Linked DNA regions of Mus musculus: all the other regions are linked to region 1. Evidence: chromatin loops called from intact Hi-C (ENCODE). Cell type or tissue: heart. All regions are shown on one strand. Links, peaks and the distances in the headings refer to the core of each region. The heading gives the core; the rest is flanking DNA.

What was found. Hi-C counts contacts between places; a loop is a spot of excess contacts. Peaks named below come from ENCODE experiments on the same cell type or tissue, not always from the same donor. Only the 100,000 strongest peaks of a DNase experiment are listed, where the experiment ranks them.
Region 2: it touches region 1 in a loop (2.4-fold over the local background); 1 of 42 quality-filtered maps calls a loop at or near these places.
Region 3: it touches region 1 in a loop (2.5-fold over the local background); 1 of 42 quality-filtered maps calls a loop at or near these places.

The regions. Positions count from the first base shown.
Region 1 is chr14:54,681,520-54,689,828 of GRCm38, reverse strand. It overlaps Acin1 (apoptotic chromatin condensation inducer 1), which reads left to right and starts at 2,898. Exons shown (of 19, transcript NM_023190.3): 1 at 2,898-3,360; 2 at 4,753-4,818. The coding sequence starts at 3,049. It overlaps 1700123O20Rik (RIKEN cDNA 1700123O20 gene), which reads right to left and starts at 3,658. Exons shown (of 2, transcript NM_021437.2): 1 at 2,709-3,658; 2 at 1-25. The coding sequence starts at 24. It also overlaps the pseudogene Gm8776. In heart, for the core only: a CTCF peak has its summit at 3,716; DNase peaks (open chromatin) are centred at 3,038 and 3,618; H3K4me3 peaks cover 3,038 bases; H3K27ac peaks cover 2,410 bases.
Region 2 is chr14:54,606,148-54,614,456 of GRCm38, reverse strand. Psmb5 (proteasome (prosome, macropain) subunit, beta type 5) reads left to right here. Exons shown (of 3, transcript NM_011186.1): 3 at 1-337. The coding sequence ends at 265. Among named protein-coding and RNA genes, the nearest start is that of 4931414P19Rik, 4.4 kb to the right of the region's middle. In heart, for the core only: a CTCF peak has its summit at 4,309 (motif pointing left); no DNase peak of the experiment used is centred there; H3K27ac peaks cover 90 bases.
Region 3 is chr14:54,233,865-54,242,173 of GRCm38, reverse strand. It overlaps Dad1 (defender against cell death 1), which reads left to right. Exons shown (of 3, transcript NM_001113358.1): 3 at 6,461-6,689. Among named protein-coding and RNA genes, the nearest start is that of Dad1, 16 kb to the left of the region's middle. In heart, for the core only: a CTCF peak has its summit at 2,937 (motif pointing left); a DNase peak (open chromatin) is centred at 2,933; H3K27ac peaks cover 666 bases.

The DNA.
Region 1 (8,309 bases), core at 1,819-6,818:
TGTGGAAGACGATTCCAGTGACATCCTGGAACAAACAAAGCTCTGTTAATACACTCTCTTGCAGAGAACAGCCAAAACATAACCTCATAAGCAATAACCCCTACTGCACCCAATCAGCACCAACCAATTCAATCTATAGGAAAACAACAGGACCCTTTCTTAGGGTAGGACTTAACTATGTATGTGTAGCCCCAGGCTGGCTGGGAATTTGGTCCTCCTGCTTCAGCTTCTTGAATATTGGGGTTACAAATGCATTTAACCACACCCACACGGAAGATCTGTTATTTTTATTTCTATACAATTACCTTAGGGAAGTCACCCAAGAATAACTTCACTTGGTATCTGCCAGCCTTATTTCCTTTTCAACACCACTGCCCTAAGTCAGGTGTGGCGGCTCAGATCTATAATCCCAGCGTGTAAAAGCTGGGATGAGGGACTGCCAAGAATGAGAAGCCAGCTTGGACTACATAGGAACAAAGTAAGTTCCAGGCCAGTCTAATCTACAGAGTGAGGCCCTATTTCAAAACAACATAAGAACAAAGAACGCAAACCAGGCATGGTGGCACATATGGCAGACCTGCTGGAGGCAGAAGTATCAGGAGTTAGAAGATCAGTCTCAGTTACATTGTTGTTCCAGGCCAGCCTGAGACAAAAAATAAAACAAAACAAAACAAAGACTCTACCTGACCACTGTTCCTGGTGGCCTTTGTTCTAGCACATTAACTTTTATTTGCTTTTATTTGAAGCTAAATTTATTCACATGCTGGAAGTTTTTTCCAACAGTCTCTTCTAGGATGTCTTTTCTTCTTTGTCGCCTCCTCTTCTGGCTTAGGAACAGCTCCTTTTCCGTGAGGAACATTTCAATGTGGCAGACAAGCTCACGTGAGTTTGTCTGACCCTATTTTGGGTGTTTTGCTCTGGCTATTGTCAGTGACCACAGAATCTATAGCACAACCTGGAAGTTCAGCATTTTCAAGCATGGATAGCAAAAATCCAACACTCTTCCACCAGTCATATGTCTAGACCTACTGCTTATTGTTGGCACACTTAACAACTCTACTGCTATACTACCTACAAATCACACACTGCTTCTTTAAAGGGACACCTTTTAGATGCTGGATGGCTTTCTAAGTACACACAGCCTTGATGGCCTTGGCAATTTCATAGGTGACAGACACCTGAACGTCTTGGTTTGAATGATTTGGGGGCAGAGGTTCCTGTACCAAGAGAAGAGTAATTATTTTCAGTTACCTCGAGTCTTAGAGAAAAATCTCGCAGGCCTCAAATTCAAGATTCTCCTGCCTCAGCCTTGAAGTGTTGTTGGTGTTACAGACTGCAGGCATGCCACCTACCTATAGTCTCTCTCCCCACATCCCTTCTGATTTTATAGTCAGTCTGAACTGTGAAGTGTCACCACAGCACTTCTGTGATGCTAGCGATTCACTTTCTACTCTCCAGAACCCGTGCATCAAGTGACCTGAAACCACCTGTAGCTTCAGCTCCTGATCTGAACTTTGAACTCTGTGAGACAGGCACATACCCATAGACAGACACACATATACACAAAATAATAAAAACAAGCCAGATGGTGGGGAAGCCCTTAATCCCAGCACTTGGGAGGCACTCACAAGCAATCTCTAGTTCATAGCCAGCCTGGTCTACAGAATGAGTTCTAACACAGCTAGGGCTACACAGAGAAACCCTGTCTTGAAAAGAACCAAACACATAATAAGGAAAGGCAAGCAGCTGAGGCAACCTGGGTAGTAAAGAAAGAAATGATCAAAACCCACACAGAAAACACATCTTGCTTGCTCTCTCTCTAAAATTAAAGTGTGCAGCTTTTTAAACTTTGGTACAAGCAACTGGCCCTAACAGTTTGTTCCACAGTTACACAAGTGTGTGTGTGTTGGAGAGACATGATGCAAGAACCCTCTGTGCAATGCGTACACAGTCTCTGAAATCTGTTTTAAAAAATTTATGTTCTATGACCCCCTTATTAAATTCTGTACCACACCAGTAAACTTTAGAGCAGGCTAAGTCTTGTCTCAAATAAGGTAGCAGAAAATCAGAAGCCACACTAACTTTTTTCAGGTTCTGAAAAAAAAAATGCCTTTGCTTTCTTGACTTGGCCTAAAAAGTGTGCTATTGATGCACATCTCTGAACAGTTTTCCTTAATGGTTTATACCTGCAAGTGCCACTGACTTTGCATTATGTGTGCAAATGTAAGCCAACTTATTCCAAAATGTTTCCGTCCTACAGTTTGTTTCTCCAACAACGAAAACCTTCACCTCTCTATGACCGTAATTACTACTGCTGTTCCTACCTCTTCAAGTTGGAAGATTTGTATCGACAAAGAATAGAATCCCTAAACGTAAGTTCTAAGTCCCGGTTCAGGGTGACTGCCAGTTTCAAAGTGGCTCTACAGGGAGAAGTTTCTCCTAAAACTTCTCTTTTTCAGAGAAAGGTAATTTTTAACCCAGGGTCTTGCTACATGGCTTCCATGGTTATTGTCATTAATAAACTCAAAAGACCTGATTTTTCTTTTTCCCACGTAGGAAGCCGCAGGTCTCTCATTCCTTAGCCCCACAGGACAAAGTATTTCTTACACAGAATGGCCGGGATATAGAAGATGGAAGCAGGAGGGGTCCCCAAAAACCTGCAGACACCAAGTCTCATCTGGCCTAGGAGAGACTTCTTTTCCTCTTACCTTCCTTTTCCCCTTGGAAGACGCCCAGAGATCACAAGAGTCCTTCAGCTCCTGCTCCAACTCTCCGAGCCTCTTCCATGTTTCCTGAAAACCCGAAGCAGAGCCAGCCCCCAGTAACCCACGCACTTCCGGTCCGGAACCAGCCCCAAATACCCAAGTGCCCCAGCGCCCCGGCCCCCAGGTCCGGAGATAGCCGAATATCTCCGATTATGGGTATGCCAGATTCGAGGGCTTCCGAAGAGATTCGATTCAAAGCCCCGGCAAGCCGAAAACAAACGAGCCTGAAAGCCAGATGGGAGGGGCCAGCCGCTAGGTAGATGGAAAAAGCCGATTGGTACCGATGTGGGGACGGAAACGACCGAACAGCTCCGGAGAAACCCGGGGAATTCTGAGCGGTAATAGAGGGGTAGACTATGGCAGTGGGCGGGGCCAATCCGGTCCGTTCGAAGGGCGTTGGCGGAAATTACCGAAGATGCCCGAAGCCGTCGGGACGGACCCGAGTACCTCACGCAAGATGGCGGAGCTGGAGGAGGTGACTCTGGACGGGAAGCCTCTTCAGGCTCTGCGGGTGACCGACCTGAAGGCCGCACTGGAGCAGCGAGGCCTAGCCAAGAGCGGGCAGAAGAGTGCCCTGGTCAAGCGGCTCAAAGGGGTGAGAAGTCAGCGTTGCCGAGGTGTCGGAGGGGAGCGGACCCGGTAGAGACGAGTCTCCGCCGCGGCGCAGGCGCAGTGTCCGGGCTCGGCGCGAGCTCTCTCAGGCCGCCAGCGCGAGCCTGCAGATCCACGCGCACGGTGGTTGGTGTGGCTGGCGCTGGGATAGAGATAACGCCGGTTCCCGCCTTAACGGCAGCGGCGCGAGCCCAAAATGGGAGGGTGCGCGCTACTCTCCCGGAGTGTCTTAAGCTCCTTCCTTCTTCCCCCACCCCCTCCTTGTTTGTGTCTGTGTTGTCGGCGCATGCGCTGCAGAAGGAGTTAAATCCCTCTACAACCACCGGTGTGGCTGGCCTTAAGGGGGCGAGCAGGGCTGGGTCCGAGTTAGGGATACAGTTGGGCGGATGGGGTTGCTGTCTATGTCTGCAATAGGACATTTGTGATAGGGTAAAAAATGTCCGCTCGACTAGATTAAGTGAAAGGAAACCTTGATAGAAAGACTTGGTCAGAGACGGCTGTCTAATTTATAGGGAATCGAGCAGCAGTCTGGATAAGTATTTGGTGGCTATTGGTACGAGAGGTGAGACAGATTACTTTAGGCTGGGGATTTTGTGTCGGTTTGAGTAGTGAGGGTGAGCTTGTCGGGAGGTACACATACTGTGTATCGCTTTGGTGTAAATGGAGGGAAAGAAGGTGAGCTGAACTAGTGTTATTAGAGTTCATTAGCATACGTGACTCGTAATACTGATGGGGACTCTGGGTCAGTTCAGGGTTTGAGTTGACAGACCGTTGCTTATCCCGAAGCTGACAGTTTGTGGGTGGGTGTGGATTAGGTCAGACCACTGGTTACAAGGTCTGTGGTTAGTTTCCCTGTGAAATTTTTAATACATTTTATTTGTCCGGGTGTTACACTGCTGGAAGTTGTGCAAGTTCAGTTAAGTAGTTGTAGTTCTGAAAAACTAATCAAATAATAGTCAAATCCAAATTAGCCTCTTGTTGGTTTTATGTGATTTGAAACTTGTTCTGAGTACTTGGAATTTTTTTTTTGCCTGTATTACCGGATTTAGAAGTGGCTCCTAGTCAAAATTGCAGACAATAATAGAGATTCTAGTTCCGATTCTGTCATTTTTGCTGATTTTTGTGACATAGCCAGGTCACTGATTCTTTGTGTGCCTGTGTTTTACATTTGGGAGCAGTAACCATGGCTACCTTTAAGAGACTTATGAAGATGAATGAGAACAGTATTAATAAAGGGCTTTTAGTCTCGGTGAAAGGAATATAGTATAAATGTATATTTAAGTAATTGAATGAGAAGGCTGTGGGAGAGGTAGAGACCTGGATTGCGTTTTTGTTCCCCCTCCCGGTTTCTGATTTTTGCTCTTCTTTATACCAGGCTCTAATGCTAGAAAATTTACAAAAACACTCAACACCCCATGCTGCATTCCAGCCAAATTCACAGGTAAGAGAAAAGGTTTGTTTAGATAGAATGGGCTATTTGGAGACTATAGTAAGTAAATGGGAAGACATGGTGTTGTTTTCCTTGTCATCAGAAGCAGTATTTTCTTAAACTATTTTTATTGCAAGTGATCTCACACTAGACAGTTGATGTCTTTTTTTTTTTTTTAAGGTTTATTTTTATTTTATGTGTATGGGTGATTTGCCTCCCAAAGGGTCCCCACAGAGGCCAGAAGAGGATGTCAAATCCTCTGGAACTGGAGTTACAGACAGCCGTGAGCCACCATATGGGTGCAGAATTGAACCTGGGTCCTCTATAAAAGCAGCCAGGCCTCTTAACCATTGAGCCATCTCTCCAGCCCTCAGACAGTTGAATTCTAATCAACCTCAATTTTGTATAAAGACATGGAGTTTAAAAAAAGAAAAAGAATTTAAAAAATACAGTTTTATTTGAAAGAATTTGATACCTTATTAGTAACCCCCTAGTTCTAGGACTAACTGCTTAACAATCTGTAGTTTCTCTTAAACATCTTTAATACTTTGATTACTTAGGACAAGATACTTAACACTTGGAGTCCTTTGTTTCTTTACCTGTAATAGGAAGAGTAGTCTGACTTAGGTCATTGTTTTATAACTACTCTGCCGGTTTGTCTTAGGAAAAAAACTTTCTTCTAAGAGTTTGTGCATAAATGTTTTTGTTGTTGTTGTTATTGTTGTAAAGTTGAATCAGAGTATCTCTGTGTAGCCAGAATGGCTGAGCACTCAAGCTATTCTATCTTCAGACTCAGGGCAGTCCCCTGCCCAGCTTCCCTAGTGCTGGTGTAATGGGCTTGTGCTCCATCCCCCAGATTTCTACAAATGTTTTATTTTGAAGACATTATCGTATAGTTAAAAACAAAATACAAGTTTCTACACTATATCATCTTGTAGGGCGTTTTTCAGCTTTTAAACCCTTCATTTAGTGTGTCACACACTTAAAGGAAAATGCATTGGTGTGGGCCCAGGACACTGGAAAAGGTGCTTCCTGTTCCCTAATACCTCATTCAAATCTAGGCCCATCATCTAGTCAGCTCTGGGAGGTTACACAGCGTTAAAAGGCTACCTAACGGCCCGGAGAGATAGCTCAGTAGTCAAGAGTGCTTGTTGCTCAATGACTCAAACCAGAGCTCAAGATCTCAGCACTATATCAGATGGCTCACACACACCTGTAGCTCCAGTTCCATGGGATCTAATGTCTCCTCGGTTCCTGAGAACATGACTGAGCACACAAACACAAGCATGCACTCACAGATACATGTACATACACACATAAATGAAGCTGAGAAGATGACTCGGTAGTGCCCTTTATAGAGGACCCAGGTTTGGGTCCCAGCACCTACATGGTGGCTCACAGACATCCATAACTCCAATTCCAAGGTATCCTATATCCTCCTCTATCCTCCTCTGCTATAGGCACACACATCCATGCAGTTAAAACATTCAGGCGTGTAAAATAATCTTTAAAAACCAATTAAGAAAAAACCTAAGATAGTTCCGTCATAGTTGTATTTTGGATCGCACTTTAGACTGTGCAGTTTTACTTGTATCAACAAAGGTTGTGCAGCACATACGCTTGTTTTCTCAGACTTATAATCCACATTTTGTCTGTGGCCATTGGCTACTAAGGGACTTACTGTAAGGGAAATAAGCATTTCCTGCTAGAGAATATGACAGAAAGCACAGGAAGTATTGGACTGGCTTCATTTCTGAAGGTCTATAGGCATGTAAGGACTTAAGGAGGAGAGTTTGTGACAAGAAAGCTGAAGGACAAAGAGTGATGTTTGCACCCTACAGAAAGGGGCACAGGGGTAACCCTGGTCTGGCTGCCCTGGAATTCCTGCCTCTGCCTCCGGGGCTGGGATTAAAGCACGGGCCATAACTAGCCTGGCGTGCTGAGGTTTCTTTTCACTCAAACAACAAAACGGCTGATTGGTTGCTTTGGAGTTTTTGAGGCAGGGACTTAGTGTGTAGCTCAGGCTGGACTCAAACATACAGCAGTTTTCTAACCTCAGCTTCTCTGGTGGGATTGCAGGCATACGCCATAAATACACCCCTTTCTGTGGTTTATTTTGTTTAATTTTTAATGGAAGTGGAGTTACAAGTCTCTCAAGTATTAATGTATGTTCCTTTCCTTTGTCTCTTGATTTTATGTATTTAAATAGTTTTTTATATTTATTTATAGTTTATGCATATATTTGTTATGCCTGCAATTGTGTATATGCACCATGTTTATGCCTGGTCCCCCCAGGGGTCAGAAACAGGCATTGGATACCTGGAACTGTAGTTAACAGATGATTGTGAGCCAGTACACACTGGGACTCAAACCTAGGTCCCCTGTAAGAGTGAGCAGCTGGTGCTCTTAACCGCTGAGCCGTCTCTCTGCCCCTGCGCTTGATCTTTTGAGATACATGACAGGATGTTTTTCTGGCTTGGTGGAGCTTGATCTTTTTGGAGAAACTAGTACTTTTTTCTTCTCAGATTTCCTTGTTTTTAAAAATTTGTTTCAGATTTATTTATTGTTTGTATGAGTGTTTTACCTGCATGAATGCATGTGTACTATATCAGTGCCTGGTGCCCAAAGGGGTCAGAAGAAAGTGTCAGATGCCCTGGAACTGGAGTTACAGGTGGTTGTGAGCTACTATGTGGATTCTGGGAACCAGACCTGGGTCTTCTGCAAGGACAAGCGTTGCTTCTCTCTGCTGATTCATCTCTCTAGCACTTATCTTTTTTTGAGACCGAAACTCACTATGTAGCTCTCGATAGTCTGGAACTCACTGTATAGACCAGACTGGCCCAGAACTCACAGAGATCTACCAGCTTCTGCCTCTCTGGTGCTGAGATTAAAGATATGTACTATCTCAACTCTTCTCAATTTTGAGAAAAATAGTACATTATTTTTAGATAAATAATAATAAAACATTTAAATGAAAAGGCATAATTCAGCCTGAGGATAAAGCGTACACACACACACACACAGAGGTGGGAGTTGATGATATGACATGGGAGACAGGGTCCATTGTGGTAGCACACCTGTACTACTCAGACTAGGGTGCTGATGCCAAAGGATTGCAAGTTTGAAGCCAGCCTAGACTGTAGGGTTACCTTTTTTCTAAAAGATGCATAATCCCTAAAATTCTTTATTCTTCAGGTTACTTGTGTATTAACATCAATCCTGGGACTGAATATTTCGAATAAAATATTAATATATTCTTTTTGCCATAGTGCTATTGATTGTAACCTTTTTTTTTTTTTAACTTTATCTGCATTTATTTTATGCTGAATTTATTCCCGGGACATGAGTTTTATTTCTTCAGTTTCTTCTGGGATATCTTTTTCTTCTATGCAGCCTCCTCTTCTGGCTTTGGAACGATCTGTTCCTTCTCAATGAGGATCATCTCACTGTGGCAGGGGGAGCTCATGGATGGGTTAATCCAGCCATGAGCTCTGTGGGTTCGT
Region 2 (8,309 bases), core at 1,967-6,966, 76 kb after region 1:
GAACAGGATCTCTGGGACCGCCTTCTCAGTGGGCTCTGGCTCCGTGTATGCTTACGGCGTTATGGATCGAGGCTACTCCTATGACCTGAAAGTGGAGGAGGCCTATGATCTGGCCCGCCGAGCCATCTACCAAGCCACCTACAGAGATGCCTACTCCGGAGGGGCAGTCAACCTCTACCACGTGCGGGAGGATGGCTGGATCCGGGTGTCCAGTGACAATGTAGCTGACTTACATGACAAGTACAGTAGTGTATCTGTCCCCTGAGGGAAGGTGGATGCGGTTGTCTGCATCTCTAGGTGGGTCTCCATGGCTATAATAAATAATAGTACCTCTTTCAGAGTGGAGTCCACAGTTATTTCAGTGCCTTTGTGTCGCGCCCGCTCTCGACCAGCAAGAACGACGCGACCACCAGTCCTTCTAACAGCAGTTTATTCAGTCCTGATTCTTCTTGTTTATATCTCCCCCGAACCCTGGGCCTCTCACTCCTTTTATACTCTCTCATCCACGCACCGCAGGCCACGCCCCCTCGCCAGTCACGAGGCTTCAGCTAATCAGGGCAGCAGGGGCAAATCTCCACCAAATTGGATTCACCTGTATCCTGGTACACCTGCGCAGCACTCAAGATGTTTGTGTCTTATATGAGGAAGTCAGGTGCAAGTCATATGACTTAGCTGCAGTCCCTGGCGCCTTTGGGACTGCCGCCACACCCGCTCCCCACACCTTTGTGAGGCTCTGAATCATGGGTAAGAATGTTACCGGGTGGGGTGGTGGGCTCTGATGCACTCGCTGCTTGTGCTGTTTCTTGGGTGCTAAAATTGTACCATTTCTCAGCCTCTTGTCCACACTGCCCCTCCTTTCAGGCCAGGACAGTGAGAGAGAAGGCACTGTAATTACAGGAAATGGTGGTCTGAGGACAAAGTCTGGTGAATACATTAATGTCCCCAGTCCTGAAGCTGACAGCAAAGCAGGAGAGAAAGGTGGGGAGGAGGGGAGACTTCTTGCTTCAGTTTGAAGAGGTGAAAAGTTGAGGTGGAAAGATGCACAGGGATGTTGTGGGCGGGGCTGCAGAGGGAAGGTCTTGTGTTTGGGGTAGGAGGAGACTATGCAATGTAGAATGATAAACAGGATAAATCTGGGAATTTCTTTTCTTCATTTGAGCCCTGGCTATCCTGGAACTCACTCTGTAGGACAGGCTGGCCTTGAACTCACAGGGACCCACCTGCCTTTGCCTCCTGAGACCCGGGAGTCAAGGTATGTGCTAACACACTGGGCCAGATCTGGAGTCTTGAGTGAGATGGGAAGGGAAGGCCTGAGCCCTGAGAAAGTGGAAGCCTGTGTAGTCCTCTTCTGTTCTCTCAGGGCACGGATGCGCCTGCCACTGAGGAGGAGAGGCTGGCTTCTGGCCTCTGGGGCAGGAAGCAGCCCAAATGCTGCTAGAATGTGTGGCTGGGAAGGTCCCTGCTGAGCACTCACACTGTTGGCTTCACACCCCACCCCGAGGTGGTCTGTGAGCAGAGGTGGGGTTGTCAGGAGGATGGACCATAGACTGCGAGTGAGTAGAAGTCAGGTGGGTCTGGCTCCCTGGACTGCAGCTCCCTTCTCAGCGCCATGCAGTTTGTGTTCTGATCAATGATGCTGTCCATGGGAACTGATCGAGGCTTGTTAATTGCATTTGTCAAGTGCAGGGAAATTGTGGATTAGTGAGCCTGGAGGACAGAGTTTGGAAAACAAATGACTCCTTTGCCTCAGCAGATTCATTTTGTTGTACAGCTCTGGAGCCAGAGGACCATTAGCGAGAACCCAAACAGACTGTACATTTTAAAAATTAGAATATTTTGGCTGGAATGTAGCACAAATGGTAGAGTGCATATCTAGCATTTAGGAAGCCCTAAGTTCAAACCCTAGCCATTCTAAGCTACATAATAAATTGGAAGTAAGGGTGAGGTTTTTTTTTTTTTTTTGTATTGTTTTTGTTTGTTTGTTTTAATTCTCTTAAAAGCTGAGCCATCTCTCCAGTCTTAAAAAATATATTTAGAATGTTTAAAAATAAATCAACTTGACTGGGCAGTGGTAACACAGGCTTTTAATCCCAGCACTTGGGAGCCAGAGGTAGGCGAATTTCTGAGTTCGAGGCCAGCCTGGTCTACAAAGTGAGTTCCAAGACAGCCAGAGCTACAAAGAGAAACACTGTCTTGAAAAAAAAAAAAAAAGAAAAGAAAAAAAAAAAGGCTGAAGTGGAGTCTCAGAGTGCATAGCCCCCATCATTGTACTTTTACAGCCTCTGTAACATTCCCTGGGACCCCAAAGAACACTGTTTGAAAACTGTGCCTTGAAGAGGGAACATGCTGAAGACAGATTCCAGTTCATTACTCCAGAGGGCAGGACACACAGACACTGGATGGGCTTCTCGCCCCAGGTCTCCTCACACTGCTTTGGCAGTGGTCTCTGTTTCCACCCCTGATCTGCAGAGTCCTGTAGGAGAGAGGATGTGAAACCTGAAGACCTAGAATTTCCTGGCATATTCCTATTCTAACCTGGGTCGGTGGTACAAAAGTCGTTTAATAGGAGTCAGTGTGTGATAGGTCAGTACCCAGTACCCACAGTAGGCAGCTCACAGCTTACTCTAGTGAGTCCAGTGCCTCTGGCCTTGAGGGTACCTAAACTTCCACACACACACACAGACACAAAAAATATTAGCCAGTTATGGTCATTCACCCATTTTATCAAAGCACTTGGGAGGCTGAGACAGGTGGACCTCTGCGAGTTTGAGGCCAGCCTGGTCTACAGAGTGAGTTCCAGGGGGGATACACAGAACAACCCTGTTTTCAAAATAAAACAAAACCAACCAAACAAAAAAAGAATAAAAATGAATATATAATTTTTTTTTAGTCATTAGTTTCTGAGCTGGAGAGACGGCTCAGTAGTAAAGAGTCCTGGTTGCTCTTGCTGAGGACCCGGGTTCAAATCTCAGCACCCAAATGGTGGTTCACAAGCATCTACAATACCAGTTCCAAGGGACCCAGCTCCTGACCCCTGCCAGCACCAGGCACACACCTGCACATAACATCTATGTAGGCAAAACAGTCATACACATAGAATAAATTAAAAAAAAAAAAAACGGCTATTTTGTAGGCCATCAGTAGCTGCCCTGTGTATTTGTAAATTCTCACTGGTGGGAGGTGACTGTGCAGCAGCAAGCTAGCTATCATGAAGATGATGGATGCCAGGTGGCGGTGATGCAGCTACTGAGTGGCATGTACTCGTTCAGGGACCCTCTCCAGATTCATTCCTAATACAGTGGTCTTGACAAAGGATGATGGAAAAGAAATTGCCTTAAATAGCTGAAAGATTGATTTCTCGTGGCAGTTGCTGTTTCCAAGAGACAAGGCTCTTGAAGGCTAGGCTGACATTTTCCCTCCCTCCCTCCATGTACAGCTCAGTATCACCAGAACCTGACTCCTCTGGGTTAGTGGGGACTAATAGGGATCAAAAAGAAAGCAAGCACTCCCAGAGGCCGGCGAGTTCTCTTGCCAGCAGAGAACATGGTGGGGGTAAAGGCTGGATGCCTTATGGCATCTCTGTATCTGGCAAGGGCGGGCTGTGGGGGTAGAAAGTGCTGCAGGGTGAGCAGAATGTTTGTGAAGAGATGGAAGAGGTAGGTGGGGCACGGAGGAGGGGAGAGGACAGCTAAGCACATCAGAGGCTGAAGCATAATAGTTACTGAGTGTTCCCTCTTAGGCAAGACCAGAAGGTCCGCGTCTCTTCAGTATCCTCTTCAGCTAGCAAATGAGAAAACTGTCAAAGCCATTTGGGGTAAAGGAAGGTCACATCCTTTGAGGGGAAATGAAACGACCGATTTATTCTGGCCTACAGAATCCATGTGGCATGTTGGGGAAAAAAGTAAGAGGTGAGATGAAGCCTGGAACCACTGTATACCCCTGCAATCCACCCGAGGTCGTGGCACAGGCCCTCAGTCTCATCACTATGGTAGATCTCTGTGAGTCCCAGGCCAGCCTGATCTATAGAGCTAGGTCCAGGACAGCCAGGACTATACAGAGAAAACCTGTCTGGAAAAAACAAATAGGTAGAAGAGGTAGTGGTAGGATTAGGAGTTCAAAGCCATTCTTGTCTCTCTAGCAAGGATGAGGCCAGCCTGGGTACAAGTCAAAACAGAAAACAACAAAAATAAGGGCTGGAGTGATGGCTCAGAGGTTAAGAGCACTGTCTGCTCTTCCAGAGACCCTGAGTTCAATTCCCAGCCAACCATAAAGTGACTCATAAGCATCTTTAATGAGGTCTGGTGCCCTCTTCTGGCCTGCAGGCATACATGCAGGCTGAGTGCTGTATACATAATAAATGAATGAATATTTAAAAACAAAACAAAACAAGACAAAAACCCAGCAGCAGTTGGGCGTGGTGGCACACACCTTTAATCCCAGCACTCGGGAGGCAGAGGCAGGCGGATTTCTGAGTTCGAGGCCAGCCTGATCTACAGAGTGAGTTCCAGGACAGCCAGGGCTACACAAAGAAACCCTGTCTCGAAAAAACAAACAAACAAAAAACCCCAAAACCAGCAGCAAAAGAGGTAGGATAATGAGTAAGTCTGAGGGGTACAGATGGGGAGTATCTAAGGGGAGTGCTCCCCTCTTACCCAGAGTAATAGAGGATCTATCTTAGTGTGCACTCTTGGGGTCTTTTCTTTTTCCTCTTATGTTACTGTTTTCTTAGAAGATCGCCTTCTGCCAGGGCCATAACACAAGAATAAAAGTGACCAGCAAGCACTGGCCTTAAGACACAAGGGCTTTATGCTTTAAAATAAACTTCTCTTGTAACCGAGCATCACCAATGTTTTATGTTTATTTCTTGTATGTTTTAATAAATTCTACTTTCCTCGGGAAGCCAGAATCATATTGGGAAAGCTTTAATTACAGTGGGCAAGAAGAAATCGCAGACACAGCAACCAGAACCGCCCCCAGGAGCAGCTGCTGCCTCCTCTCTGACCCAGGCTGCCTCTCCTCTCCCTTAGCCTGCTGACTGTCCTCATCCCTCAGGGCTCCACCAGGCCTGGCCTCAAAGCCAAGCTCTGGTTTCCAGAGGCTATGCCCAACTGAAGCTTAAAAAAAAAAAAAAAAAAAAATCCTAAAATATCTGCTTTGCATTTGTTAATGGGTCAGGCAGAAGGAATTCTACTCATGTCAGCTTCTTGAGGTTATTTAACTCAACTCACTTCTCCCAGAAGCCTTTGCCTTTGAGTTAGGTGCTTAACACAACTCAGTACTTAACCCTTCATAGTTCAGGTTCAGCTGTCACTAGAGACGAATTGCTGACCTGGCTTATTTAAAAGAAAGAAGATACCATGGGTTCAGGGGCAAAAAGTTAAAAACACTTGTTCTTTTTTTTATTTATTTATTGCCAGGCGTGGTAGCACATGCCTTTAATCCCAGCACTTGGGAGGCAGAGGCAGGTGGATCTCTGAGTTTGAGGCCAGCCTGGTCTACAGAGTGAGTTCCAGGACAGCCAGGGCTACACAGAGAAACCCTGTCTCAAAAAACAAAAACAAAAAAGATGTATTTATTTATGTTATTTATATGAGTATACTGTAGCTGTCAGATACAGCAGAAAAGGGCATCAGATCCCATTACAGATGGTTGTGAGCCACCATGTGGTTGCCTGGAATTGAACTCAGAACCTCTGAAAGAGCAGTCAGTGCTCTTAACCACTGAGCCATCTCTCCAGGCCCCAAGAGCACTTGTCCTTATATAGGATCCAGGTTTCATTCCCTAGATGATGGTGGCTTACAAACATGCATGTCTGGAGTTCCAGGGGATCTGATGCCCTCTACTGCCCCCCCTCCCACATAAAAATAATTTTACCTCCATATCAACTCTCTGACATGCATACAATAAATAAACAAGAATAAATTAAAAAGTATCTGTTTAGTATTTATTTAGTGTGTGTGTTCAGGTCAGAGGGAGGGCAACTTGCAGGCCTTTGTGTGTGTGTGTGTGGGGGGGGAGATACTAGAACCATAGTGTACATGTGGAGGTCAGAAAACAATTTGGTTAGAGGACAGCTGTTGGGAGGGGGGAGTGGAGTGGCGGGGGGGGGGGGGAGAATTGGTTCACTCCTTCAGCATCTGGGTCCTGAGGATAGAACATGGATCATCAGGCTTACTGGCAGCTTCCTTTACCTGCTAAGCAATCACTACACACTACCCCCCACCCCTAACTGAACAGAAAATCCACTTTGTGCCCTGGGAGGGTGTAGCCCAGTTGGAGAATATGTGCGTACTTAGCATGAGCAAGGCCATGAGAATGGAAAAAAAAAGTTTCCTTTAGTTCACACAATGTTTGGTCAACATCAGCTGCTATCCCTCAGGAGCTGGCCACTTTGGTGTTTTGTTGTTATTTTATTTTATTTTTTTTTTTGAGACTGACTCTCCCTCACTAGTATCTCAGAGATTAGGTCCCTGGGGCTGGCCAGCAACCCTAAGATCCCAGTGCCTCCTCCTCCACAGAGCTGGGGTTATACATACATGGCCATATGCAGCTCTGTGCGGGCGCCAAGGATGCAGCTCGGGTCCTCTCGTTTAAGCACCAAGCTCTTTACTGAGTGAGGTCCTTTCCCAGTCCCACTTCACAAACGTTAAATAATAATAATAATAATAATAATAATAATAATAATAATAATAATAATAAAAGCAATCAATAAACCAGGCACTGCTTACGGATTTTCATGTAACAAGGAGAAGTTATCACTCCCTCTGAGGTACCCAGAAAGCTGGAATCACAGAGGCAATAAGTGTGAGAAAGGAAGCTACAAGGACTGAGACCAGAGAGAGGAACAGGAAAGTAATGGAGGGAAACCGGGAGACTGTTACTGGATGCAGCAGGGAAAGATGGATAGAGACACTGACAGGCAGAGCTGGACCAGGAGGCTTTGGCGAGGAGGCATACGGAGACTGAGGACGGTGACTGGGAGTAGAAGCTAATGCCCAGTGAAGCCTGTTCCCCTGGAGACAGAGCCATCCTCCGGCCACACATAATGACACATGCCTCTGTGTGTTGTGCCCCTGTACTGTCACAGTCGCTTACCCTCTGTAAGAAGCCATGTCAACATTGCTGTGCAAAGCTGGAGACGTCTGCAGTCTCCTCTTCAACACAGCCAGGCCACAGCCAGAAGCATAGAAACTGCTTCCAGAACAAGAGGGAAAAAGAAACGGGAACACATCTTTTTCTTTTAATGTGGTTAAAGCATGCATCACCATTTTTAGAGTTCTTTTCATTTTCTTTTATAAACTCATAGGTCAGGGGTTCGAGTGAGGAGGAAAAGGCAGGAAGTCCTAGAAAGAAGACTTGAGAAGGGTCATGGGTTTCAGATATTAAAACATAAATAAATAGGTGAGAGAGAGAGAGACGGAGAGGGAGAGGGAGAGGGGGGGGGGAGAAAGAGAACTTAGTGTCCAGCAGAGACACTGGTGAAGGCTGCCAAACCCCTGTGGACTTGAGTTTGATCCTTCAGACCCTCTAGGTGGAGAGAATTCCTGCAAGTTGTCCCCTATTCTTTTTTTTTTTTTTTTTTTTTTTTTTCTTTTTTCTGAGACAGGGTTTCTCTGTATAGCCCTGGCTGTCCTGGAACTCACTTTATAGACCAGGCTGGCCTCGAACTCAGAAATCCGCCTGTCTCTGCCTCCCGAGTGCTGGGATTAAAGGCATGCGCCACCACACCTGGCACAAGTTGTCCCCTAATTGCCACACTTTGCATTGCGGCACGCGAGTGCCCCCACCAAAAGAAAAAATACACACACACACACACACACACACACACACACACACACACACGTATGTATGTATGTATGTTAGTGTGTGTGTGTGTGTGTGTTCGCGCAAACGTTTTATAATAAAAAGGTGCAGTGAGACCGGTTTATGGACTGCTTAAAATCGAGGTTTAAGCAATGGTCTACATGCAGGGTGTGTGAGGGAGACATTTTGGTTTCTTCAGAATGTGGTTTTAGCCTAGTAGGGGAGCCTGGCTCAGGCTGTGCAAAAACAAGCCCCAAGTGTAAGGCTACTTAGCCTCTCACTTGAACAACGTTACACTCATAGATGTTCATGTAAAGGTGGGCTGCTAGACAACTTGTGTGACCCAGAGACACTGGCCTGGGAAACCAAGGGTTGGAGGGCCTCGCCCCCCAAACCTGACGCTCAATCAGCCTAAGAGGTCCCAAGTTCGCTAGTTCTCCCAGCTTAGCAATGTCAGAGGGCGCTCACTCACAGGGTGGTTCTTCTGAGCCTGGCTTGGGGGGCGG
Region 3 (8,309 bases), core at 70-5,069, 450 kb after region 1:
TGAAAATTCTCTCTGCCCTCCCTTCATAGGTTGTGTGCCCTCCTCTCCACTCTCCCGTCTTGTCTCAGTTACTTCATTAATGCTGTGACAAGACACCATGGCAGAGGCAGCTTGTGGAAGAAAGTGTGTAATTTGGTATTGATTGCTGCAAAGAGTTAGAGTCTATGGCTGTCAGGGTGGGGAGCATGGCAGCAGGCAGGCTTGGTGTTAGGGCAGTAGCTGGCAGCTTACATCTTGAGCCACAAGCTTGAAACAAAGCTAACTGAGAGTGGCATGGGCTTTTGAACCTGAAAGCCTACTCACAGTGACATACCTCCTCCAACAAGGACACACCTCCTAATCCTTCCCAAACAGTTCCACCTACTGGGTGGAAGCATTCAAACATAGGAACCTGTGGCCATTCTCATTCAGCCCTCTACATCCCAGAAGCAGAGTCTTAAAGCAGTGAAACGGACATGATTTTTCCCAACACATATTTTTCCTTGATGAGAGAAAATGAGCCGGGAACAATGCAGTTGCTTCCCAGATGCACAGGCGCACGATGTAGAGTATCCTCTGCCGCTTGATGTTTGGCCCTATGCTCATGCAACTCAGGGACGAATGCCTGTGCTTTTCCTTTCCTTTGCACAATAAGATTTCGTACTATTGCTTCCAGGTGGCAAGAGAAGAGAATCTTAGGAAATAATAACCTTTTGGGAGAAAATGTCCCAGGTCCACCCTCTTTACATCACTACATGGAAACCTGTGTGTTGGTACTGAGAGCCTCAGAAACCTCACACGAGAACCAGGGATGCATGGTGTGTGCAGAATCGCCCAGTCCCAGATCGCAGTGCCCGTCCTTTGTTGAAAGTAGTAGGCTCCTAGAAAAGGTGGGGAAACGCTCTTGTCTGGGGATCGCCCTGCACATTTTCCAGAGACCTTTGACCCGATACACGCTAGCTACCCTGTGGTCCCACACATCTGTCTGTCCCATCTGTGTGGTTTTCATTCAGCTGTGTGCTCTAATGGTCACACTAACTCAGAAGGTAGGATGAAAAGGAAAACAAAAACAAGACCACTCAGTGCGCTTATAAAACACTCATTCCTAAGACACTGGCGGTGTTGATGCCCTTATTCTGTGAAATGAATTACGGGGCTATAGGGCAGCACAGTTGGGGCTAGATTCTCATGTTGCTGCCTAACAGTCTCCTTATTTTCCAGTTGACAGATGGGCATTTTAAAAAATTTAATGAATTTGAAGGTGGTATTTAAAACCAGGAAGAAAAGGCATATCAAAAGAAAATGGCATTGCGCTGTAAAAGTCAGTGTGACTTAGGGGGGCCAGTGAAGGGCAGTTGCTTCAAGTGGCGCTCACTGCATGTCCTACAAGTGCTTGTGAGTATCATTTGACTTTCAAATGGCCTCAAGCAGGCGAGCCTGCCATTCCCATTTGCAGACTGGGCACTGAGAGACCCAGAGAGCACAAGGAGAAATCTTTCATTTGTTTTTGCTTTGAAACAGACTCTCATGTAGGACAAGGTCGCTTCAAATCAGTTATGTACTGAAGGATGGCCTTGTGTTCTTGACCCTCCAACCCTTGCCACGTGCTGGGATTGCAAGTATAGGTCCTCAGTTCCTGGGCCCAATTTTAGATCCTTTTTCTAATTTAAAAAATTTTAATTTTAATTTGCATATATGTATATGTCTTGTGGGTTTATGTATGTTAGTGCAGGTTCCCATGGCGACCAGAAGTGATGGGTCTCCTGGAGCTAGTTATAGGCAGTTAGGAACTGCTCATTGTCGTGTTGGGTACCAAACTTGGGTCTTTTGAAAGACCAGTTTATAATCTTAACTGCTGAGTCATCTCTCCAGCTCCAGTTTCAAGATTGTTGGCTTGTTTGTTTGTTTTTCTAGACAGGGTTTCTCTGTGTAGTTCTGGCTGTCCTAGAACTTGCTTTATACCAGCCTAGCCTCCGACTCAGAGATCCTCCTGTGTCTGGGATTAAAGATGTGTGCCATAGTCTGCCCGGTTTCAGGGTTTTTAAAAGAAAGGATGAAAAGGGAGATGGCGCACCATTGGGTTGCATTTGGGGAGTTCACATACCTGGCGATATGGGCCATGGGACTGGGGAAAGTGACGTGGGCACCAAGAATAACACAACGTTAGTGTGCTTGCCTTCCTAGATGGAGGTTGTTGCCAGAAGCCTGGGCTGAAATTTTGTTAGTTCTGCTTTTTTAATATTATGGGGAGAGTCTCTTACTATCTTTAAAATTTCGTAGCATTTAATCCTAGCTAGTGCTAGAAGGCTACCTTTAATCCTAGCTAGTGCTGGAAGGCTACCTTTGAGCTGACAGTACTGTTTATTACTAGGCAATTCTCTTTCTTTCTTTCTTTTTTTAATTTATCATAATTTAGTAATCTAGAGAATTACCTTGGGAAGGGACTCAAACTGTGTTCCTTTTTTCCATCTCCATCTTTATTTTTAATTAATTAAGAGACAGGGTCTCCTTATCCCAGGCTTGCCTGGAACTTGAAAAAAAAATTGTTGTTTAAAATTTATTAGATTTTATTGAGGGGGGAGGAGCTGGTGTGTGTGTGTGTGTGTGCCTAGAACACATGTGGTGAACAGGACTGACTACCTCTGAAAGCTCTCTCCACCGTGTGGGTCCTAGGGATCACACTGGGGCATCAGCATCCAGGGAAGTGCCCATCCTCCCTGAGCCAGCCCACTTGCCCTGGACTTTAAAGAAAAAAAGTTTTAATTTATTCTTTAACAATTTCACACGTTTGTAGTGTATTTTGGTAGTACCGCCCCTACCTAGTACCCCACCACATGCTCTTTTCAAATTATTTTATAACCTACCGAGTCCATTTAGGGCTTCCTGCATGCATATGGGCATGGGGCCATCTCTTCAGTCTAGATGGTACCCTCTGCACTCTGCCGCCATCTAGTGGATGCACCTTTCCTATGCTGGGAGTGGATCACAAAGCATAGGAATTGTATTTTGGTGGAACAACTAAAGCTAGTTCCTTTCCCGTCATGGGAGGGCAGCAAAGGCCCAGGTAAGTGTAAATGCCGACCAGGGGTTTCTTTCCATCCTGGCTAGGAGATGGCAGTGCTGAGCTAGGGATCCTTAGCAGGACCCAGGCTTGTCTTCCTCACCTGTGCTGATAAATGCAGGATTCACAGGGTTCCCTTTGTCAGTGTCTGGACTTGGCTTTCATTCATTCTAGACCCTTTATTGCCTCCAGCTCGGAGTGCCCCCTGGCAATACTGTTCAGTGTTTAGTTGATGAGCGAGTGGGTCCCCTAACTGTATCTCGGTGCCTCAGCCCTCAGGGGGCTGGAAAGTCAGGTAACTTCTTTATGATTGGTCTCAATAGTTCCTAAAAAGCATTAATTGATTCTTTTAATTTGTGGCTGAATTATTCTGGTTGGTCTTTTGAAGGCAGAGAGCTAGACAGATGTAGTTAGATTTATTCGTGTGTGTGTGTGTGTGTGTGTGTGTGTGTGTGTGTGTGTGTGGTGGGGGTGTGTGTCTGTGGATATGGGCAGCATGGCAGATGATCCAAGGACAATGTTCGGGGGTTGCTCTCTCCTTCCACCATGTGGGTCCTGGGGATGGAGCGCAGGTTGTCAGGAGTAGCAGGAGTACCCACTGATCCAGCTCTTTTTTTTTTTTTTTTTTTTGAGATAGTCTTGTTCTGTGGCCCGGGTTCTTCTTGAACTCACGATCCTCTCCTTTGCCTCCTGAGAGCCAGGATATAGTTTACTGGGGGATCCGTGAAGAATTCGGTTCCTGTCCTGACCTAGCTGTTTACCTCCGGCTCTGGTGACTCCAGCCCTAAGTCATTGTTACCCACTGGGCTGCACAGGCGCCTGGTCCCTGGGCTCTCAGGCCCACAGTGCACACCTCTTGAACCCTGCATTGTCACATTGCTTTAAAGTTGTTAAATCCTGTTCCTGCTCCACCCCCCCCCCACCCCCCGCCCCCAGGTTCCTGAAGGTAGGGACCTTAAGGCCGATCCCAGGCCTCAGTTTCCCTGCCTGTACAGTGAGGAGCTTGGCCTTCATTGTAATCTCTTACAGCTGTTAACTTTCACTAATACAGTTATGATGGGCACTGTGCTGTGGACTCCATTTTGGTTCGAGTTCTCTCTCTCTCTCTCTCTCTCTCTCTCCCCCCCTCCCTTCCTCCCTCCCTCCCTTTCCCCCCTCCAGTTGTTACTTTTTATTCATATTCTCATGGGTGACTGAAGGGAGAACATTAAAGTTCAAAATAAAATGTCCAGTGTTACAGAACCGTCCATCTATAAGATGCTTCGTCAGCACCACATCTTTAGGATTCCTGTGTCTTCCACATGCACCTTATATCAGTGCATATAATTCCCCTGTCTGCCCTGTGCGCGGGGAGACAGATAGCTGTGTATGTGCCTGCTTTGAACCTGAAGGAACTTGGCCTCCGCAAAATTTCAGTTGGCTTTAGTCCTTGGTACTAAGTGACTGAGTGGGCACTTAATAATGAATGTTTGGATCCTAAGCTCTGATGTTCATTGCTCTCTATTTTCAAGGACTTTTGAGTAATGATTTTATATATATATATATGTGTATATGAATGATTATATATGTATGTTTATGTGTACACACATACTTAGAGGATTGTGTTTGTTAAAATATTAAACTTGCTTAAATGGGAAAGGTTACGAGTGGTTTATAAGAAGGGATAAAGACAGATAACCCAGGTGTTTCTGCAAAGGCGGCATCATTACCGTGGTACAGGAGAGTTGTAGGAGCATGCAGCTTGGGAGAGCTGAGGTGACCTCACACAGCACCTGGGTCCTCTGAGTGTGTGTGCGCCCCACCCACAACAGTGGTCATTGGTCACATGATTAATGTTGCTTGGTGGACTTCTGAAAAGGGACTCACCAACCAAGGAACTAAGTTTTAATTTCCTTAATTTATTTATATTTTATTTTTATCATACAGACTCTTCTGAATCCTTAGCTAGCCTTGAACTCAATCCATAGTTAAGTTCTGACCCTCCTGCCTCCCCAAGGCCTGGGACTGCGGACGTGAGCCAGCATGCCTGACACTGTGGGCTCTGGGTGTTGTGATGCTACAGCACCCTGCCACCTGTCCCCGCAGCCCTGCCTGCCCGTGATTTAAGGCGGTTTTAACCAGAGTTAAATACATGTGTGTAGCTGCTGGGTACTGTGTTGGACAGAATAGCTGTGGATAAAATTCCCAAGCTACCAAGTTGTAGATTTATCATTTCTAAAGGAGAGGATTGGCTTAGTTGCTTTCTGGAGTGTCCTTCATTTTAGAAGTTATGATCTGTGCCTTGTAATATTAGAGTGATTCAACAGTGCTCTGCTCTCGGGAGTTGAGCACAGTTGTCTCTGATTTATATCACCCTAGTTCCAGCTCTGATTGGGTGGTCAGGATCCAGGGAAGGGCAGCATTTGATCGTATCTGTCCAATAATAATGACAGTCTAGAGAAGGTTCTGGGAAAGAGCCCACAGTCCCAGGAGCTGTTGTTATTTTCATCTATAGAATGAAATATAGAAAATGTCATTTTCATTATTTCTTGTATTTTTCCTTGCTTTCTATTAGGGTGATTAGAATAGGTGGGTCAGATGGTACTGTTTCTTCCTGGGGGACAGACTGGGGACCCCCTCACCTCTCTCAGTAGGTGTCTTCCATTCTGCGTGTTTCAGTGACATCAGGGAGGAGATTTTGAGGCAGTTTTTGATAGCAGCCTTTATTCTGCTTGTAGATATAAAAGCATTCTTGTGAGTTGCTCACTGGTCCATTGTGCCAGCATTTCAGAAACCCCAAGGCCTCTGTTTGAGCACTTGCCAAGTTTGTCCTCACTGGAGAAGACAAAACAGGGTTTTCTGGAAACTACCACCAAAGACCCGTTCTTTCCTGAGCTTTTCCTTTCTGGTGGACTGGCCTTGGTGTGTAAGGGTCACATGTTTTAGTATCAGAATCCACCCTGCTCTTAGCAGCAACCTGGCCCCACTGCAGGCATTGCTCACCTTACCCAAAGTAACTTATGAGAAGTGAGAACTAAATTACCTCTTCACAGACCTGACTCTTTCTGAGGTTTCTGAGAAGTTTTATCCACGCTCTTTAGTCTGTCCTCAAACTGGACATTAGTGCTTTGAGGAATGTGAGGGCCAGGAAGGTGAGTGGCTGGTGGAGAGTTAGGATTGGTAAGTCAAGAGCTGGCTGCCAGTCTCCAGCACCTCAACGGCCTTTTTTTCCTTTTCTTTTTGTGAGCTTGGAATTTCTGTGTGAGCATAGTCCTTCTAGAGGCTACTCTCATACAACGCTTGTGAAACATTGGCCATGTTCTGGTTATTGTAGCCTGGGATGTAACACTGAGATGCACTTAGGAGTGCGGCAGCTGTCATGTGGGTTGAGAGTTTAGATGGAAGGATTTGGGACATGACACACCTTTGTGCTTCTTTCAGGCTCACTCTTTGACGTCCCCTGGATCAGCATTCTTGAGCTGGCAGCTTGTTGCACATGGCTTCTTCAGATTCGTGCTTGACTACGAGTCTCACTGGTTGTGAGGTGGCACGTCCAGAGAACTCCCTTCGCTCTATCGGACCAACTCCACAGTGTACGGCTGTTAACACAGAATCTGCCTCCCCTCACTGTAGCCCTTACTTTCCATATTAAAAACATTTCAGCCTCCAAGTGCCATTCGTTCCTTCATGTTTGTGTGTCCGTTTCCCTCCGCTCAGTGCGCTCTCATGACTTGCTCCCAGCTGTGACTCTTCACCTGTGACCCTTCACCTTTGTTTTCATTAAGTAGTTGTCATTGCTGACAACCTGGAAAATGGCAGTCCTTTGTCCTTTGCTCGGTCAGGCAATCCTTTATTAATCCTTCATTGTCTGGAACGGCACCAGTGAACACTTGTCAGAAACTGACCTGTGTGTTCTTCCTGTTATGTCCGTTTCCATAAGCTTCTGGGAGAGTGAAATACATGTGTGTCTCTTGGGCAGTATAGAACAAGTGCAAAGTGTGTGTGTGTGTGCGTGTGTGTGCGTGTGTGTGTGTGTGTGTGTGGTGAGAGAGAGGTGTGACTGTGACTGCAGGCAGGTGTGTCTGTGTATTGCATTCTGTGTGACTCTGTGTGTACGAGAGGTTGTCTGTGCTGCCTGTGGCATGTGACTGGCGTGTGTGCGCGTGCACGGGTGTTGATTTCTCTCACATTGTTTCCCAAAGCTCCCTCACAAGCCTTGGTCTCACGTCACAGTTGTCTTCAGAGGGTCCAGTTCTCCTGAAGTAGGTCAGGAAATGAAGCTCAGATTTGTGCTTAAGACCATAGGTCTTCACAGGAGATCACTTTAAAGACAAAGCCGGAGTAGAGTAGCGTCTGCTGGCTGAAGTCTAGGCATCCTGTATCCAGTGAGCTCTGTGTCTCTCAGGAGCAGTAAGTTTGCCATATATGGGGAACAGCCCTGTCGTGTTCCCCTGAAGCTGATTACCAAATGACCCGTGCTCCAGAAGCCCTCCCATAGGACTGCACGCTGCCATAGGCTGAGGAACTCACGCTTCTGTTGCCCGGGTCACACTGGATCAAATCAGTCTCGGGTGTAGCTGACTACCCCTATCCTGGATGATTGAGGCTTGCCATTCAGTGGGTAGTCGGCCATTAGTGGTACTGGCCACTGTTGGAGCTGTTGGAAAAGGAGACTCCCAGGCCTTACCCCCAAGCGACAGAAGCAAAGCTTTGCATTTTAACACGGTGCCAGGTGGTGGTGTGCACCCGGAAGTCTGAGATGCCCGCATTTCCAGCTCTGGGTGTATCCTGCAACTACCCGGAAGCTTAACAGAGCTTGAGCCTCTCCATTCTTTATTAGCTCTTTGCTTAGCTAGACATACTCCAGAGTGAGTTAACAAGCCTTTTAGGAATGGTTGGGTTCAATATAATGACAAAACCTGGCAGGGGTCCTGTGGGCCAAGGCCTAGCACTGAGGAGAAGTTCACTAGGATGGCTGAGCGATCAGTGTGCTCGACACTCGTGCAGACATCCTGCAGCTTTCCCCGGAGAAGTGGATGAGGTTTACTTTGGATTCAATAAGCAGATATTTCAGATATGAAAAGCAATCGGACTTTAAGAGCAAAGGAAGACGTCACAACAGTACGCGTGAAGATTTACATTTCTCGCAGTGGCTTAGAGCCACCTGGGCCGGGTACTAGTTTCCAGGCGCAGATCTGCTTTTGTCTCGGGGTTGTGATTTTCCCCTTGGACTAGCCTTGGCGGCAGGCGTAGCTTGTTGTGAGTTTGTACCGTTTACAACAGTACAAAC